Regions from separate parts of the Homo sapiens genome. Here all the other regions are linked to region 2. Evidence: chromatin loops called from intact Hi-C (ENCODE). Cell type or tissue: adrenal gland. All regions are shown on one strand. Region 1 has its middle 27 kb from the start of FAM30A. Region 2 has its middle 40 kb from the start of MIR8071-2. Region 3 has its middle 94 kb from the start of FAM30A. Region 4 has its middle 38 kb from the start of TMEM121.

What was found. Peaks named below come from ENCODE experiments on the same cell type or tissue, not always from the same donor. Only the 100,000 strongest peaks of a DNase experiment are listed, where the experiment ranks them.
Region 1: it touches region 2 in a loop (4-fold over the local background); 32 of 110 quality-filtered maps call a loop at or near these places.
Region 3: it touches region 2 in a loop (4-fold over the local background); 12 of 110 quality-filtered maps call a loop at or near these places.
Region 4: it touches region 2 in a loop (4-fold over the local background); 30 of 110 quality-filtered maps call a loop at or near these places.

The regions. Positions count from the first base shown.
Region 1 is chr14:105,943,696-105,946,195 of GRCh38, reverse strand. It overlaps IGH and the pseudogene IGHVII-1-1. Among named protein-coding and RNA genes, the nearest start is that of FAM30A, 27 kb to the right of the region's middle. In adrenal gland, a CTCF peak has its summit at 1,041 (motif pointing right); a DNase peak (open chromatin) is centred at 1,045.
Region 2 is chr14:105,679,084-105,681,583 of GRCh38, reverse strand. It overlaps IGH. Among named protein-coding and RNA genes, the nearest start is that of MIR8071-2, 40 kb to the right of the region's middle. In adrenal gland, no CTCF peak of the experiment used is centred here; a DNase peak (open chromatin) is centred at 1,381.
Region 3 is chr14:106,010,715-106,013,214 of GRCh38, reverse strand. It overlaps IGH and IGHV4-4. Among named protein-coding and RNA genes, the nearest start is that of FAM30A, 94 kb to the right of the region's middle. In adrenal gland, no CTCF peak of the experiment used is centred here; a DNase peak (open chromatin) is centred at 1,424.
Region 4 is chr14:105,563,604-105,566,103 of GRCh38, reverse strand. No RefSeq gene overlaps it. Among named protein-coding and RNA genes, the nearest start is that of TMEM121, 38 kb to the right of the region's middle. In adrenal gland, no CTCF peak of the experiment used is centred here; no DNase peak of the experiment used is centred here.

The DNA of each region.
Region 1 (2,500 bases), 260 kb before region 2:
AGAAGACGCTCTCCACAGACCCTGGGAAAGCCAGCAGCTGCACCCCGAGGCTGTGCCAGGCAGGGAACAAGGAGGCAGCACCACCTGCTGGGCAGGGAAAATGTCCTCCCAGTCCCTGCCGCTTCTCTGCAGAGGCACAAAGAGCTGCCCCTTCTCCTGGGCCTTCTCCTGGGCTGATGAGATTGCTCCCCGATATGCCAAATCAGGGTTGTGCATCTGAGGCTCTGTCTAGACTCTCAGCTCCTTCCTACTCCTGCAAAGTGAAGAAAACAATGCCAAGGGGTCCTGGAGGCGTCTCTACCCCTGGAGAGTTTTGACTCTCTTCAATAGTCTCCACTACCCTGCCCTCACTCCATGTCCTCCGTTTCTCCCTAAAGCGGTGCCCAGTCTGATTGCACTGTGGCAGGGATAACGAGGGGCCAGGACATCAGGGGAGAGAAGTTTCTACCTGAGTCACAGCAGCGGCTGCCCTGCAGACTCCTGAAGACACAAGACACATTTCCATCCCAGAGACCCAGCGAAATGCAACCTCAAACTAGAGACAGCCAGTTATTTTTTCTTGTTCTGTCCTGGAGAGGCCACTGAGAAAGTCGAGCCCCTTGTTGAGGAAAACATGAGATCTCTGTGTGTCGTCCTCTGCCTGATGGCTGTACCTCCATGTGAGTGTCTCAGAGATTTCAGAACGGGGGCTGTGGGCTGTGGTGTCCGCTTGTGACTCATCTCTTTGCTTCTTGTCCCTGAGTGTCCTGCATCAGATGCAGCTACTGGAGTCATGCCCAGGGCTGGTGAGGTCCTCACAGACCTCTGGGCCTGGACCCAGCAGCCCTCTGGGAAGGCGCTGGGGCACCTCAGCTCCAGGGGCAGCACACACTTCAGCCCAGCCTTTCTGGGCCAACTCTCCATCTGTAGAGACACATCCAAGGCCCAGTTATCCCTGCAGCTGAGCTCCGTGATGGCCAAGGGCAGGGCCGCACATTCCCGTGGGAGACAGAATGGGGACCTCAGCGTGAGCCCAGACACAAACCTCCCTGCAGGGAAGCACAAGACCACCAGGCGGCGCTCCAGACCACACAGCGGCCCCAGAAGCAGGTTTTAGGGGGCGGGGCAGACGTGTCCGCGTTGAGTCAGGTCATTGGTTTTACTTTCCCTGAGCAAACGGCCTCTGCCAAGGACTCACTGCACCTCTCACCTTCACAGTTGTTTTTTTTTTTTTTTTTTAATCACCCTGTAGAGTTTTGCTAGCTAATTTAGATATTGAGGAGTGCTTCATACTTCCTTGGGCCTCTGCTTGCAGAAACATAGCAATTGTAAGGAGGCACGTGGGAAAGCCCCGGCTCGGTGACCCGGGGGATGCTGCTGTGGCCCTGGCAAGAGGGCGTCGGGCCGCAGTAACAAAGGTGCAGACGGCTCTCAGCCTGCGCCCGCGGAGTACAACACATAAGGGCTGTAACCTAACGAAAAAAGAATCGCAGTGCAACTGTCCTGCATTTGAGTTTGTGATCAGTTTTGCCCTTTGTCTTTAACAGGTTCTAACATAAAATTTTGAATGTTGGTTCAAGCCCTGTGGGTAAAATGCACTTACCCACATTCCTTAAACAAATAGAACACTGAGGTGGAAATGTTTTGAAAAAGTAGTTTTCAGACATTTGGAAACAAGCATCACAGGATCATAACCCCTGAGAAAAGAAAAACAAATGAACGAATCCTGCTATTGCCTGAAAGCAGCTGCCAGGACACACGGAAAGGCTTAGTGAGCTGAGCGGACAGAGAGCAGAGTTCAAGGCAGCAGCAGCCCGAGGGGAGGAGCACCGGGGAGCAGGCTGCTGTGCAGCCAGGATGGGCCGGGGTGGGGCGGGGGGAGAACAGCTGGAGACTTGCCGCAGGGAGGGGGATCCCTCAGGTTTGGGGCTGAGAACTGACTTATGCCTGACTTATGCCTGCATGAAAAGAAACTACTCGATATCAGGGGGAAATCACCAGAAACCTGTGGACCCAAAACTACACAGAGCCTACACAAGGAAAGCATTGTTTGTGTTCTCCCAGCCAGGGTGGAAAGACCTTGAGATATGTAAAGCTTCAAGCAATCTTCCGAAGTAATCTCGTGAGTAGTGGTGCCACATTAATTCAGGACTAAAGGCTGCTCTGAACTGAACCTAAGAAATGCTTCAAGTGTAGCCTGGAGCCCGGGTGCAGTGGCTCACACCTGTAATCCCAGCACTGTGGGAGGCCGAGGCAGGCGGATCACTTGAGGTCAGGACTTTGAGACCAGCCTGGCCAACATGGCAAAACCTGTCTCTACTAAAAACACAAAAATTAGCTGGGCGTGGTGGCAGATGCCTGTAATCACCTCCCACCTGGACCCTTCCTTGATACATCAGAATTACAACTAGAGATGAGATTGGGGTGGGGACACAGAGCCAAACCGTATCACATAGGAACCTAAAAGGATAATAAAGTAGGAAAACTTCCCACATCAGTAACCCTTTATCCGATAGTAATC
Region 2 (2,500 bases):
AGACAGGGGACAGGGTGGGGGACAGGGTGGGGGACAGGGTGGGGGACAGTGACCAGGTGAGGAAAGATGCGGGTCAGGGACTGGGGGTGCAAATGGGGAGGTGGTGGGAGACGAAGCCCCTCCAAACCTGACGCCCCGCCGCTTCCCGAGCCCGGGGTTCAGGGCTTCCTGTTTTCCTGTGTGATTATGAGCTCCTGCTCCTGCCCTCGCCCCACGCGCGAGTCTCCCCTGGAAGGATGTGCAAGCTTTTCACAAGCACCACAGACTCTTACAACCCGGGACCACCTGGGACCCCAGGCGGTCAGGACCAGGGCCACCCCACACGGCAGGCACCAGCGCTCCTGACCTGGGCTGCAGAACAGCCTGTGGTCAGGCAGGGGCTCCCACTGGCCCCTGTCCTCGGCAGGCCCTTCCCCAGGAGCAGCGTCCGGGAGCTCAAGACAGGCTTGGGGGCTGCCCGTCCACCTGGGGAGGATCTTTGCAGGGCCCTTTCTTTCTCACTAAACAGCTTGCCTGTAGAAAGGAGAATTCGAAGGGATTTAAATCCAGTATTTTTACTGGTTTTCCCCGGGGCTAGCCAGGGTGTCTGCCCCACCTGCTGGTGGAAACGAAGTTCCCACTCTGGCCTTCTCCGTTAGGGCTTTATTTCATGGAGGTTGCATATGCCCGCCTCCCTGCAATGCGATGGTGAGGCCAGGGACTGGGGATGGGGCAAGGCCTGGAAGGGTGTGACTGTCTGTGAGGTGGGGATGGGCCTGCAGAGGGACGTCCGGGAATACACGGAGGCGTCTCGCACCGACACCGGGGTTCACTGTGACGGGAGGGGCTAGAGACCATCTGAGTGGGCTGGAATGGGGGTTGTCGCACACCCCTCGGGGGTGGATGTGGGTGCCCAGCAAGAGAAGCAGACCCGGCCCCACAGGAGGCTGCAGATGGAAGCTTCAGAGGCGGCTCCGGGGCTGCCACAAACCCCGCCCCTCCACGTGCCTCCCTGTCCCGGGAGCCGCCCCTCTGACCCCCAGGCCCTTCCCCGGACGTCCCAGCTGCTCCACAGCCCAGGCTTCTCCCCTCCTGCCCCCATGGAACCCCCACCCTGGGCTGTCTGGGCCTGCCTAGCCGGCCGTGTGGGGTCCCCCAGGCCCGTGGCCCAAGCACCCATCTCCGTGTCCAGCGCCCAGCGCACTCGGACGTTTCACACGCGGGCCTCTGGGGAGGACCCCCAGGCACCGCCAGCCCAACCCCGGCGGCCGGAAACTGGACCCGCTGCGGCAGCCGCTGAGGCTCTGCTGCCCCCGTGTGGCCGACAGCAGCATCGAACGCCGCCGACCACGCGGCGCTTCCCGGGCTCGGGGCAGGGGCAGGGGCAGGGGCACGGGCAGGGGCAGGGGCAGGGGCAGGGGCAGGGGCAGGGCCAGGGCCAGGGGCAGGGCCAGGCGTGCTCTCGGGGCCGGATCCCGGCTCTGCCTTGGGCTCAGGGCTGGGGCCCGGTCCGTGTCCAGCACTGTGATCCCCTCCCCTCCCCAGCGCCTGCCGCGGAGGTGGCTGTGGCATCCGCGAACAGGCATCAGCTTGTGGGGCTCTGTGGTCTGGGATCCCAGCCTCTGCCAAAGTCCTGCATTCCCTGGGTGTGGGGACGCTGTGACCTGGGGACGCTGTGGCCTGGGGGCCTTGCAAGGCTGCACCTGGGGCAGATGGGGAAGCTGGCCTGGGCTCCTCGGTGGGGCCCCGCGCCCCCCACTTCTGCCGGCAGCATCCGATGCTCCCTGACCCTGGTCAGGACCCTTCCTCCTGGCGTGGCCCAGTGTCCCCGCGGAAGCCCCAGAACGCGGCCTGCCCGGGAGCCGGCTCGGGCCTGGGGCCTGCGGGTCTTCACTATGGTCGCGAATGGACCCACGGGATGCTGCATGAGGCGCACGAGCTTGAGGCACCAGCCTCCGGCCACTGTCCCTGGAGGACAAGGGACGCGGCTCCGGAGCAGAGGGTCCTCCCCTGGGGATGCCCTCCCGGCGGCTGGGTGTGGGGCTGGGGGCTGTGCCCGGAAGTGGGTGGGTGGGAGAAGCCCTCCTGAGCACAGAGGACAGCAGCCAGGCCCAGGCCCAGGCCCTGCAGGCCCCCAGGGGCTCCAGAGCCCCAGAGAGGAGGAAGGCCTCCGTGTGCTCAGAATCAGCTCACACCCCGGGGACGAACCTCAGAGGGCCGGGACAAGGAAAGGAAGGCCCCGGCCCAACATCGGGGTCTGGGCGCTGGTGGGACAGGGCAGGCTCAGCCTTGGGGCCGGTCAGGGCCCTGTTGGGGTTCGGGTCCCCCTGCCAGGTCCGCGTCTGCAGCCACAGCCCCTCAACCCCAGCAGGGACCCCAGAGACCGGCTCGGGACCCCCTGGTGGCCGTCTTGTGCCACTGCAGTTCTGCTGCTGAGAGGTTCCCGGGGTTCCCGGGGTTCCCGGGGTCCCTGGCCCGGCAGCCTCCTGGGCTCCCAGGCAGGCGCGCTCTGCCGTCCGCT
Region 3 (2,500 bases), 330 kb before region 2:
CACACAGAAGTGTACAGAGGTCAGGACACATCCTCAGGGTCACACATTGAGAATGATGAAGATATGTCCCACGAGTTTTTCCTAAGGTCTCAGAAAGAATTCCAGGACTCAAAAGGTCTCAGAGGGCAGCTCCCAGTGCCTTAGTTAAAATGGTGGCTCAGGCCTGTAATCCCAGCATTTTGGGAGGCTAAGGCAAGTGGATCACCTGAGGTCGGGACATTGAGACTAGCTTGGCCAACATGGTGAAACCTTATCTCTACTAAAAATATAAAAATTAGACGGGGGTGGTTGTGCGTGCCTGTACTCCCAGCTACTCGGGAGGCTGAGGCAGGAGAATCACTTGAACCCAGGAGGCGGAGGTTGCGGTGAGCCGAGATCGGGACACTGCACTCTAGCCTGGGCAAAGGAGCAAAAGTTCATCTAAAAAATTTATTTTAATTTAAAAATTTTAAAAAAATGGCCCACTCCCTAGAACAGAGAGATTCCCTCTAAACATGATGGAGGTCCCGAACTATACATTAAGTGAATCCTGGTGTGTCTGAACTCACATGATTATTACGTTAAGCTGCTGTTCCAATCTACTTCCTCACCTGGGAAAAGAGGAGCCAGGGCATGGCTAGTTGAGGCCCCAGGAAGAGAACTGAGTTCTCAAAGGGCAAAGCAAGCATCCTCATCCCAGGGCGAGCCTAAAAGACTGGGGCCTCCCTCATCCCTTTTCACCTCTTTATACAAAGGCACCACCTACATGCAAATCCTCACTTAGGCACCCACAGGAAACCACCACACATTTCCTTAAATTCAGGGTCCAGCTCACATGGGAAATACTTTCTGAGAGTCATGGACCTCCTGCACAAGAACATGAAACACCTGTGGTTCTTCCTCCTCCTGGTGGCAGCTCCCAGATGTGAGTGTCTCAAGGCTGCAGACATGGGGGTATGGGAGGTGCCTCTGATCCCAGGGCTCACTGTGGGTCTCTCTGTTCACAGGGGTCCTGTCTCAGGTGCAGCTGCAGGAGTCGGGCCCAGGACTGGTGAAGCCTTCGGGGACCCTGTCCCTCACCTGCGCTGTCTCTGGTGGCTCCATCAGCAGTAGTAACTGGTGGAGTTGGGTCCGCCAGCCCCCAGGGAAGGGGCTGGAGTGGATTGGGGAAATCTATCATAGTGGGAGCACCAACTACAACCCGTCCCTCAAGAGTCGAGTCACCATATCAGTAGACAAGTCCAAGAACCAGTTCTCCCTGAAGCTGAGCTCTGTGACCGCCGCGGACACGGCCGTGTATTACTGTGCGAGAGACACAGTGAGGGGAGGTGAGTGTGAGCCCAGACACAAACCTCCCTGCAGGGAGGCGGAGGGGACCGGCGCAGGTGCTGCTCAGAGCCAGCAGGGGGCGCGCGGGGCCCACAGAGCAAGAGGCCGGGTCTGGAGCAGGTGCAGGGAGGGCGGGGCTTCCTCATCAGCTCAGTGCTCTCCCTCCTCGCCAGGACCTCAGCTGTCCCCAGGCCTCCTCTTTCTTTATTATCTGTGGTTCTGCTTCCTCACATCCTCGCTGCAGGCAAGAAAGAAGGGAGAAATTTCTCTGTTTACCATTAAGGTTTTAACAGTCACTGGCACCTTTTTTTCAACAAATTCCCACAAGGCCCATTTTACCTTCTTGAAAAAATATTTCAAGGCTTCCCACCATCTCTTGATTGGCGTCATCGGCTGCATCGTGTCCTGCTCTTAAATTCATGTGATGAAACCCCAATCCCAGTGGCTCTGTATTTGGAGAGAGGGATTTTAAGAAGGCAAATAAGTTAACTGTGGTCATAAATGTGGGACCCTAATCCAGTAGGACTCTTGTCCTTATGGGAAGTGGAAGACATCAGAGGCCTCTCTCTCCACATGCACACAGAGGAGAGGCCATGTGGGGACGCGCTGCATGAGAAGGTGGCCCTTTGCAAGCCTGGAAGAGGGCTCTCAAAAAACTAACCCTTTCTGCACCCAGATCTTGGACGTCAAGACTCCAGAACAATAAGAAAATTAATATTTGTTATTTGAAACTACCTAGTCTGTGGTATCTTCTGATGGAAAGCCAAGCAGATTCACAGATACAATTGTGTTAGCTCCGTCTCCTGGAGGGAGAAGCAGCCCACCGAGGCTGACACATCTCTCAGATTATTTTTATAAAGAAAAATAGATCCAAGATGAAAACCCCACCACATTTCTGCTGAGTCATTCACTTAGCAGGCTTCTCTGAGATCAGCCCTGGGGGGCTGTGTTCTAGGTCATGTCTCTCACTTTCCACTATGAGAATCCATGTAGATCATGAGAACCAGCCAGATGGAGTCCTGATCCCGGCCCACCTTCTGCTGCTCCCCAAGTATCCCAAAGAAAACCACTCCAGCGTCACCCCTGTGTCTTCTACTCTCTAAAATCCCACTAAAGCTGACCTTAAACCAGGAGATATTTGGGGCCGGGCTCTTGTTCTCTTCTTCTTAGTCTTCCATAAGGTCCAGGTGCC
Region 4 (2,500 bases), 120 kb after region 2:
GAGCTTCCTCCGTGCACCTGCTGGGCCCCTCACAGCCCACCTGTCACCAAACCTCTGTCCTCCCCTGTGCCCAGGCCTGGCCAACCCAGGCGCTTTCAGCCCGTAGACCCTAGGTGGGGTCGCCCAACCCTACCCCGGCCTCAGTACCCTCTGGGGTTGCCCCACGAGACCACCCCAGAACAGACCTGCCCAACCCCAGCCCTGCATCTTCAGTGGGACACAGAGGCCTCCATAGGACCCCACCCCACACCCAGGGGCTGTCCGGGGCCCATCACCCCAGCAGCTGAGACCCTGGGAGATGACACCCTGTGCCTAGAACAGGGTGGACCACATGGGGGGACATTCTGACCCGTGTCCCAGCCAGGCAGGACAGCCCCACCCCAGCCTCCTAGAGGAGGGGTCTGTGCCCGCGCCCACCCCCTCAGTGGAACCTAAGCCCTCCAGGGAGGACTCAAGTTTGAGGAAAGGATCCCTGGGAAGACCCCCAGGGTGCAGCCCGGGTGACAATGCTCAGGGGGCCCTTCCTGCACATACAGCCTCCCACAAATATAGTCATGCACACCCCACAGAGACACACAGAACACACAAACACACAGAGACACACAGACACATAGACATACAGAGACATAAAGACACACAATACACACAAACACACTAACACACACAGAGAGAGACACACACACACATAGGCACACACAGAGTCAGAGACACACAGACACACTACCACACACACAGAGACACACAGACACACATAGGCACACAGAGTCAGAGACACACAGACACAGAAACACAAGCACAGACACACTACCACACACAGACACGCATAGGCACACACAGAGACAAAGACACACGCAGACACAGGTACACAAGCACAGACATGCTACCACACGCAGAGACACACACAGAGATAGATACAGACACACATAAAGTCAGAGGCACACAGACACATATAGACACACAGAGGTACACGGCACAGACACACACACTCAGAGGCTCACACTCAGCCACAGCCACGTGCACACAGCTCACACGGCCCACACTCAGGTCCACAAGGGCTCACAGCGTCACAGAGGCCCCCAGTCCCACAGCCAGACAAGCACAGGCCGTGCTCACGCTCACACACTGACGCACACATTCTCCCACCCGCTGCCAAGCTCACGCTCACACATGCACACGTGGCATTGCTGGGCCAGGCTTTGGCACATGGGGTCAGGGAAGGCTCAGAGAGTGAGCATCACAGACACAGGGTGGGACTGGTGTCCGGGGGGTCCATGAGGAGCCGAGGGGCAGCCCTGCCACGCCCACAGGCCCCAGGTCTATTCTCAGGCACCCGCCTGGGGCTGGGGGCTTCCTTCTGGGAACACGAGGACCTCCGTTCTGCACGGAGACACACGTCCAGAAAGGGACACCCCAGGGCCACACCCAGACACACCCAGCCCGACTCGGGCACCCAGCACACGCCGGGCACACAACAAACACAGGAGCTGGCACACGCCTGGCCCCAGGCCAGGACAGCAGCAGGCAACTCGGCCAGTGCACACAGCCGCTCACACACACCACACATCCCCACAAGCCCTCACACCCTTACATCCCCACACTCCCACACATCCACACACATCCTCAAACACCCCACACATCCACACACACCCCACACACCCCACACATCCTCACATCCCCACACACCCTCACACCCCACACCCCACACACCCCACACATCCACACACACCCTCACATCCCCACACACCCCCACACATCCACACACCCCACACCCCACACACACCCTCACACCCTCACACTCACACACACTCTCACATCCCCACACATCCACACACACCCCACACATCCACACACACCCTCACATCCACACACACCCTCACATCCCCACACCCTCACATATCCTCACACTCCCACACATCCCCACACACCCCACACCCCACATCCACACACATCCTCACACACATACACACACCCTCACACACCACACACCCACTCCCTCACACACCCTCACACACCCCACACATCCACACACCCTCACACTCACACCTTCACACATCCACACACACCCCACACACCCCACACATCCACACACACCCCACACCCCACACGTGCACACACACCCTCACACCCTCACACATCCACACACCCCACACACCCTCACACATCCTCACACTCCCACACATCCACACACATTCTGAAGCACCCCACACATCCACACACACCCCACACACCCCACACATCCACACACACCCCACACACACCCACACATCCTCACACTCCCACACATCCACACACACCCCACACACCCCACACATCCACACACACCCCACACATCCACACACACCCTCACATCCCCACACATCCACACACACCCTCACATCCCCACACACCCTCACACATCCTCACACTCCCACACATCCACACACCCCACACATCCCTCACACTCCCACACATCCACACACATCCCACACATCCTCACACACATACACACACCCTCACACAC